Regions from separate parts of the Homo sapiens genome. Here region 1 is linked to region 2. Evidence: read pairs that join two places in POLR2A ChIA-PET (ENCODE). Cell type or tissue: PC-3. All regions are shown on one strand. Each heading gives the region's core, and the rest is flanking DNA. Links, peaks and the distances in the headings are about the cores only.

The links. ChIA-PET counts read pairs that join two places held together with the same protein. Peaks named below come from ENCODE experiments on the same cell type or tissue, not always from the same donor. Only the 100,000 strongest peaks of a DNase experiment are listed, where the experiment ranks them.
Region 1: POLR2A ChIA-PET joins it to region 2 with 6 read pairs; 16 of 35 experiments call an interaction of 5 or more read pairs at or near these places.

What each region holds. Positions count from the first base shown.
Region 1 is chr9:36,252,827-36,257,216 of GRCh38, forward strand. The region is part of intron 1 of GNE (glucosamine (UDP-N-acetyl)-2-epimerase/N-acetylmannosamine kinase); the gene reads right to left. Among named protein-coding and RNA genes, the nearest start is that of GNE, 3.4 kb to the right of the region's middle. In PC-3, for the core only: no CTCF peak of the experiment used is centred there; no DNase peak of the experiment used is centred there; H3K4me3 peaks cover 129 bases.
Region 2 is chr9:36,304,332-36,308,721 of GRCh38, forward strand. The region is part of intron 3 of LOC102724322 (a long non-coding RNA gene); the gene reads left to right. It also overlaps the pseudogene HMGB3P24. Among named protein-coding and RNA genes, the nearest start is that of GNE, 48 kb to the left of the region's middle. In PC-3, for the core only: no CTCF peak of the experiment used is centred there; a DNase peak (open chromatin) is centred at 2,490; H3K27ac peaks cover 1,150 bases.

The DNA of each region.
Region 1 (4,390 bases), core at 168-4,167, 52 kb before region 2:
AGCAGTTACTGGTTTCCTATCTGTCCTTCCATGGATAAACTATGATAATATAAATAAATATATGGCTCACGCCTGTAATCCCAACACTTTGGGAGGCCGAGCTGGGTGGATCACGAGAGGTCAGGAATTCAAGAACAGCCTGGCCAACATGGTGAAACCCCATCTCTACTAAACATACAAAAAAAATTAGCCAGGTGTTGTGGCACACACCTATAGTCCCAGCTACTTGGGAGGCTGAGGCAGGAGAATCACTTGAACACATGAGGCGGAGCTTGCGGTGAGCCAAGATGGTGCCACTGCACTCCAACCTGGGCAACAGAATAAGTCTCTATCTAAATATATATATATATGATGTGTATATATATGATGTATGTATGTGTATACATACACACATACACAACGTATATTACAAAATTGGTAACATATTCTATAAACTGTTGGGGCAAAGCTTACTTTTTTTTTTTTTTAAAATACAGTCTCCCTCTGTTGCCCAGGCTAGAGTGCAGTGACATGACCTTGGCTCACTGCAACTTCCACCTCCCCAGTTCAAGAGATTCTTGTGCCTCAGCCTCCTGAGTAGCTGGGATTACAGGTGCCCGCCACCACACCCACCAAATTTTTTTGTATTTTTAGCAGAGACGGGGTTTCACCATGTTGTCCAGGCCAGTCTCAAACTCCTGACCTCACATGATCCACCCACCTCGGCCTCCCAACGTGCTAGGATTACAGGCATGAGCCACCGCGCCCAGCCACAAATCTTACTTTTTAAAATGCTTTTAATTATGACTCAAATGGTAGAATGAGAACATTTAAAGATATTGGAAATATCAAATCTAAAAGTGCAAAATTTTGGAAATTGCTGGCCATCAGCTTTTCAAATATACAAAGAGTTATAAGAGCCCTAAAATTTAGCAAAAACATTCAACTTTGGCTGGGCACAGTGGCTCATGCCTGTAATCCCAGCACTTTGGGAGGCTGAGGTGGGCGGATCACCTGAGGTCACGAGTTGGAGACCAGCCTGGCCAACATGGTGAAACCCCATCTCTACTAAAAATACAAAACTTAGCAGGGTGTGGTGGCGTGCACCTGCAATCCCAGCACTGAGGAGGCTGTGGCAGGAGAGTTGCTTGAACCTGGGAGGCGGAGGTTGCAGTGAGCCGAGATTACACCATTGCATTCCAGCCTGGGAGACTGATCGAGACTCCATTTCAAAAAAAGAAAAAGAAAAATTAGCCAGGCATGGTAGCGCGTGCCTGTAATCCCAGCTGCTTGGGAGGCTGAGGCACAAGAATCGCTTGAACCCAGGAGGCAGAGGTTGCAGTGAGCTGAGATCGCACCACTGCACTCCAGCCTGGGCAAAAGAGTGAGACTTTGTCTCAAAATAAATAAATAAATAAATAAATAAAAACAAGAAATCTGGCTGGACATGGTGGCTCATGCCTGTAATCCCAGCACTTTGGGAGGCTGAGGCAAGAAGGACTCCTTGAAGTCAGGAGTTCAAGACCAGCCTGGGCAACATAGCAAGACTCCTGTCTCTACAAACAAATTTTTTTTAATTAGCTGAGTGTGGTTGTGCACACCTGCGGTCCTAGCTATTTGGGAGGCTGAGGCAGGAAGATCACTTTAGCCCAGGAGTTTGAGGCTGTAGTGAGTTATGATCATGCCACCGCACTCCAGCCTGAAAGACTGAGCAAGACCCTATCTTTAAAAAAATTAAAATTTAAATCCAGCCTGGGGCAAGTAAATTTCCTTTTGTAAGGAGGCAATCACTTTTCATCAGTACTTACAATGGACAGTCTTGAGTTGAGAGAATGCAAAAAGCTGCTTTCAAGAATTGAGTTTCGGCCGGGCGCAGTGGCTCACGCCTGTAATCCCAGCACTTTGGGAGGACGAGGCGGGCGGATCACCTGAGGCCAGGAGTTCAAGACCTGCCTGGCTAACATGGCAAAACCCCATCTCTACTAAAAATACAAAAATTAGCCAGGCATGGTGGCAGGCGCCTGTAATCCCAGCTACTGGGGAGGCTGAGGCAGGAGAATCACTTGAACCCGGGAGGCGGAGGTTGCAGTGAGCCGAGATCCTGCCACTGCACTCCAGCCTGGGCAACAAGAGTGAGATTCCATCTCAAAAAAAAATAATTGGGTTTCTCAGATTGCCAGTGAGTTCAAGATGAAGGCAAGCTTGTCTATAAACCTGGCCTTAGGTAACATTGTTCTATTTTTCAGTTTACTCATATGGCCAGCTTGCTCTCAGTTTAGGTAGAATAACCTTTGAGTAACTGGTAAGTACGAGGCATTTTAGTACTGCCAGATGGAACATTTACTGTTCTTTGTAAAATAAATATAAATTGACAAACCATGAATGATTTGTTTTGCCTCACAGTATTTTTCTTTTTTCTTGAGACGGAGTGTCACTCTGTTGCCCAGGCTGGAGTGCAGTGGTGCGACCTCAGCTCACTGTAACCTCCACCTCCCGGGTTCAATCAATTCTCCTGCCTCAGCCTCCCAAGTAGCTGGGATTACAGGCGCACGCCACCATGCCTGGCTAATTTTTGTATTTTTTTAGTTGAGACGCGGTTTCAACTAAACCAGGCTGTTCTCGAACTCTTGACCTCAAGTCATCTGCCTTGGCCTTGCCTCACAAAAATTAAAAATGTAAATTAAAAGCCACAAGAGGCTAAATAGCAAAAAGTCTTCTCATATGTGTTCCCCAGCTATATAATTCTTTTCCCTGAAAGAAACTATAGTACGAATTGGAAAAGGACCACTGCACTCCAGCCTGGGTGACAGAGTGAGACCCTATCTTTAAAAAATTAAAATTTAAATAAAAAAATAAAAACAAGCAATCTTTTAAATGAACATTATGAAGTAGGTGCATTGTCCAGCACAGAGCTCAGAAAGTCAGAAGGTGGGACTGAATACTTGCATCCATTTCACTCTTCAATTCTATAATTGTACCTGAGCCACCAAAAGAAAGACAGAAAAACAAATAATAGGTGACAGATGGATGGATGATAGATGTTAGACAGATAGATGATAGTTTTCGGACAAGTTTGCCTTCATCTTGAACTCACTGGCAATCGCTGAAAAACCCAATTCTTGTTTGTTTTTGTTTTTGAGACAGGGTCTCACTCTGTTGCCCAGGCTGGAGTGCAGTGACATGATCTCAGCTCACTGCAACCTCCACCTCCCAGGTTGAAGCGATTCTCCTGCCTCAGCCTCCCAAGTAGCTGGGATTACAGGCATGTGACACCATGCCCAGCTAATTTTTTTGTATTTTTAGTAGAGGTGGGGTTTCACCATGTTGGCCAGGCTGGTCTCGATCTCCTGACCTCAGGTGATCCGCCGCCTGGCCTCCCAAAGTGCTTGGATTACAGGCATGAGCCACCATACCCAGCCAGAGAAACCCAATTCTTTTTTTTTTTTTTTTTTTTTTTTTTTGAGACAGACAGCCTGTCGCCCAGGCTGGAGTGCAGTGGTGCAATCTCGGCTCACTGCAACCTCCGCTTCCTGGGTTCAAGCGATACTCCTATCTCAGCCTCCTGAGTAGCTGGGATCACAGGCGCCTGCCACCACATCGAGCTAATTTTTGTATTTTTAGTAGAGATGAGGTTTCATCATGTTGGCCAGGCTGGTCTTGAACTCCTGACCTCAGGTGATCCGCCTGCATTGGCCTCCCAAAGTGCTGGGATTACAAGCGTGAGCCACCACGCCCGGCAGAAACCCAAATTCTTAAAGACTACTTTCTGCATTCTCTCAACTCAAGACCGTCCATTATAAATGCTGACAAAAGGTGATTAACCCTTTCCAGAAAAATAATGCCCCACTCAACCGTGGAAAGAGTTCTTTGTGAAGAGAATATTTTTAAGGCTATCAAATAAAAATAATGAACACTTGGGTCAAGCAGTCACTGAACAGAGGAAACAACAGTAAACATTTGCTGAGCGCTTCTGAAGTGCCAAACATTGTGCTAATAGGTTTCTTCACATGTATTAACTCATTTCATCCTCACAGCCCTCGTATTAGCCGCGTTTTACAGACAGGAAGCACAGAGAAAATAATTTACTTGCCCCAAATCACTGTTTAATAGTTCATCATTGGCCAGGCGCGGTGGCTGACGCCTGTAACCCCAGCACTTTGGGAAGCCGAGATGGGCGGATCACTTGATGTCTGTTCAAGTCCAGCCTGACCAACATGGTGAAACCCCGTCTCTACTAAAAATACAAAAATTAACCGAGCATGGTGGCAGGCGCCTGTAATCCCAGCTACTTGGGAGGCTGAGGCAGGAGAATTACTTGAACCCAAGTTCATCATTGAGAGAACCGAAAATCAAACCCTTGTCTGAATGACTTCAGCGCTCAGAACACTGTCCCACACCCAGTGTTTGCCTT
Region 2 (4,390 bases), core at 244-4,243:
TGCACTCTAGCCTGGGCAACAAGAGCGAAACTCCGTCTCAAAAGAAAAAAAAAAGAAATTAAAGAATGTGTAAGCAAAAACTCAGTTGTATGTAAGAAAACCCAATTCTCCCTGAGAAAGAAAAAAAGCTGAAGTCCTTTAAAAATTGACTGCCTGTTTTTCTGTGGCTAGTGAGCCTTATCTCTCCCTTTCCCAGGCATTGTGAAGACTCTGTTTCTCTAGCTGTGTAGCTGCAAGGTCACTAGGCAGATAATCTCAAGTCGTAAAACATGTTGTTCCTTGGAAAGTAAGAAATGATGTAATGCATGTCTTAATTAAATAACTGTCTTTGTTTCTTGCTTCTGTAATATGCTTCCCCCTGCACAGATCTCCCACCGCCCCACAAAATGCTTAAAAGGTAGCTTGACTCTTTGTTCATGGCTCAGTCCTTTGGATGTTAATCCGACTGGGTCGGTGCACCTAAATAATTAAATAATTCCTCCTCAACCCCTCAGTCTTTCTGATTCCTTAATTATCCCACTGCAGCATGTCTGCACAGAGAAGGCATAAGCAGACATCTTGCCCTGTGGTTTCTTGGGGTCACCTTTAGCCATCCTGACTGTATTGTTCACTAGTCTGGGTAGCGCAGGGCATGACGCGTGGCTCGGCGCTCCCTAGCCTCATGCTAGCTGCCTCCATGAGAGCCACCTCCATGCCTGGCTAATTTTTTTTTTTTTTTTTTTTTGAGACGGAGTCTTGCTGTGTCACCCAGGCTGGAGTGCAGTAGCACGATCTTGGCTCACTGCAACCTCCTCCTCCCAGGTTCAAGCGATTCTCCTGCCTCAGCCTGCTGAGTAGCTGGGATTACAGGTGCCTGCCACCATGCCTGGCTAATTTTTGTATTTTTAGTAGAGACGAGGTTTCACCATGTTGATCAGGCTGGTCTTGAACTCTTGACCTCATGATCCACCCGCCTCGGCCTCCCAAAGTGCTGGGATTACAGGCATGAGCCACTGTGCCCAGTCTGGCTAATTTTTATATTTTCAGTAGAGACGAGGTTTCTTCATGTTGGCCAGGCTGATCTCAAACTCCTGACCTCAAATGATCTGCCCACCTTGGCCTCCCAAAGAGCTGGGATTACAGGCATAAGCCACTGTGCCTGGCCACTTTTTACTTTTTCTTTTGTTGTAGAGACAAGGTTTCATTAGGTTTTCCAGGCTGGTCTCGAACTCCTGGACTTAAGCGATCTTCCTGCCTTAGCCTCCCAAAGTGCTGGGATTACAGACAGGAGCTACTGTGCCCAACCCTATTATACTTATAATAATTAGTTCATCCGTTTACATATATTTATACTCTTACACTAAGTTTATCAGTCTCATATATATTTTATTCACTTTTTACGTTTCTGTCTCCTTCACTGAAGTAAGCTCCTTAAGGGATGTTTAGGGAACATTTGCGAATGAATGAACAAATTTAAGAATGAGTGAATGGGTAATTGGAGCCTTGGTTCTCAGTAAACAAATCTTAATAAAAAATCAGACTAGCTGGGTGCGGTGGCTCATGCCTGTAATCCCAGCACTTTGGGAGGCTGAGGCGGGCAGATCACAAGTTCAGGAGTTTGAGACCAGCCTGGCCAACATAGTGAAACCCTGTTTCTACTAAAAATACAAAAAAATTTAGCCAGGCATGGTGGCATGCGCCTGTAGTCCCAGCTACTCAGAAGGCTGAGGCAGGAGAATCACTTGAACCCAGGAGGCAGAGGTTGTGGTGAGCCAAGGTCACTCCACTGCACTCCAGCCTGGGCAACAGAGCAAGGCTCCATCTCAAAAAAAAAAAAAAAAAAAAATCAGGCTGGGCTTGGTGGCTCATGCCCGTAATCCCAGCACTTTGGGAGGCCAAAGCAGGCGGATCACCTGAGGTCGGGAGTTTGAGACCAGCCTGACCAACATGGAAAAACCCCATCTCTACTAAAAATACAAAATTAGCTGGGTGTGGTGGCACACGCCTGTGATCCCAGCTACCAGGGAGGCTGAGGCAGGAGAATTGCTTGAACCTGGGAGGCAGAGGTTGCGGTGAGCTGAGATCCCGCCATTGCACTCCAGCCTGGGCAACAAGAGCAAAACTCTGCTCAGACTTTCTGCTCATGATATGTGGAATTTTTTTGTGTGTGTGCCAAAATATCATGTTGAAGGATTTTTTGACAAACCACCAAGCCTATGAAATGAGCTTTTATTTTGCAGGGTCAAGCAGCTGTTTGAAGTGTAATGTTTGGACAGGCCTGAAATCTACAGCACCAGGATTTTTCCTACATAAATCATCTTTGGTATATTTGTTTTCTGGGTGTTAAATCAAAATAGTAACTTGATAGTCAGTTTATTGTGCCTCCTAAAATTCACACAGATGGTTTTTGTCCCCCCCGCCATCAACGAAAGCCCTAAGCTGAAGAGTAGGTACATTATCACTAGCAAGTTATGTGACCTTGAGCAAGTCACTTCTACAATATCGGGTTCGATTTCCTCATTTCAAACAGAAGGTGAGTTCATTTCCTGCTCTGTGTGGCTGCTTAGAGCCATTCCCACTTCCTGCTGTGTTCTCCCCGGTATCACAGGAGCTGGCATCTGGGAGATGACAGTTCCTGTAGCTGCTCTTCAGGGCTCCAGTGCAGGTTCTGCCAATAAACAGTGTATCTGCAAGATTAAGAGAGTGAGAGTAGAGAGGATTATGGCTTCTGGCAGCGGAAGGCAGGTGAGCAGACTTCAGCAGGCTTTGGAAAGAAGGTTTCAGCCACATGTTCCGGGTGTCTTCCTGCAAGGTGTTCACCTCAGTGCTGCAGGGAGCTGAGTTTGTTGGTAGTTCCTACACAGCTTGATTTTCTTAACACTAACAGCAGTCTTCTGCCCTTCCAACAGTTTGTTTGTTTGTTTGTTTGTTTGTTTGTTTGTTTTATATAAAAGTTAGGCCTGGTGCGGTGGCTCACACCTGTAATCCCAGCACTTTGGGAGGCCAAAGTGGGAGGATCACCTGAGGTCAGGAGTTTGAGACCAGCCTAGCCAACGTGATAAAACCCTGTCTCTACAAAAGTACAAAAAAAATTAGCTGGGCATGATGGCGGGTGCCTGTAATCCCAGCTAATCTGGAGGCTGAGGCAGAAGAATCACTCCAGCCTGCGCAAGACAGCGAGACTCCATCTCAAGAAAAAAAAAAAAAAAAAGGCCAGGTGCAGTGGCTCATGCCTGTAATCCCAGCACTTTGCGAGGCCGAGGCGGGTGGATCACTTGAGGCCAGGAGTTTGAGACCAGCCTGGCCAACATGGTGAAACCCTGTCACTAGTAAAAATACAAAAATTAGCCAGACATGGTGGTGCATGCCTGTAATCCCAGCTACTTGGGAGGCTGAGTCAGGAGACTCACTCAAACCCGGGAGGCGGAGGTTGCAGCGGCCGAGATCGCTCCACTGCACTCCAGCCTGGTGACAGCAAGACTCCGTCTAAACAAAAAATAAAAAGGCCGGGCGCGGTGGCTCTCGGCTGTAATCCCAGCACTTTGGGAGGCCGAGGCGGGTGGATCACAAGGTTAGGAGATCGAGACCGTCCTGGCTAACACGGTGAAACCCTGTCTCTACTAAAAATACAAAAAATTAGCCGGGCGTGGTGGCAGGCTCCTGTAGTCCCAGCTACTTGGGAGGCTGAGGCAGGAGAATGGTGTGAACCTGGAAGGCAGAGCTTGTAGTGAGCCGAGATTGCGCCATTGCCCTCCAGTTTGGGCGACAGAGCAAGACTCTGTCTCAAAAAAAATAAAAATAAAAAAGTTAGTTTTAGTTTTTATTTTAAAAATAACTACAGATCCCTTATTTACACGGAAAGACTACCAACATTTTTTTAAGTAACAGCTTTATTGAAATATAATATCGAAAAGCCACTTAAAGTATACAATTCAATGGGTTTTTAAAAATATATTCAAGGTGTTGTGCTGTCATCACAATGAATTTTAGAACATTTTTATCACCCTTAAAAGAAACTGCAAACCCATAAGCAGCAGTCTCTCCCTGTTCCACCCCAACTCTGCTCTCCCCACCTAGCCCTAGGCAACCAGCAATTCACTTTCTGTCTCTATGGATTTGTCTGTTCCGAACATGTCATATAAATGGAAACATGATATGTGGCCTTTTGTGTCTGGGTTCTTTCATTTAGCATAAGGTGTTTAAGATTCCTCCACATTGTAGCTTGTTATCAGTACTTTGTTTCTTTGTATTACCAAATAAAGTCTCATTATATCACATTTTATTTATCCACTCATCATTGGAGGGATATTTGGAGTGTTTCCACATTTTGGCTATTAGAATAATGCTGCTGTGAATATTTGTTGTTTTGTGTTGTTTGTTTTTGTTTTGAGATGTAGTCTTGCTCTGTTGC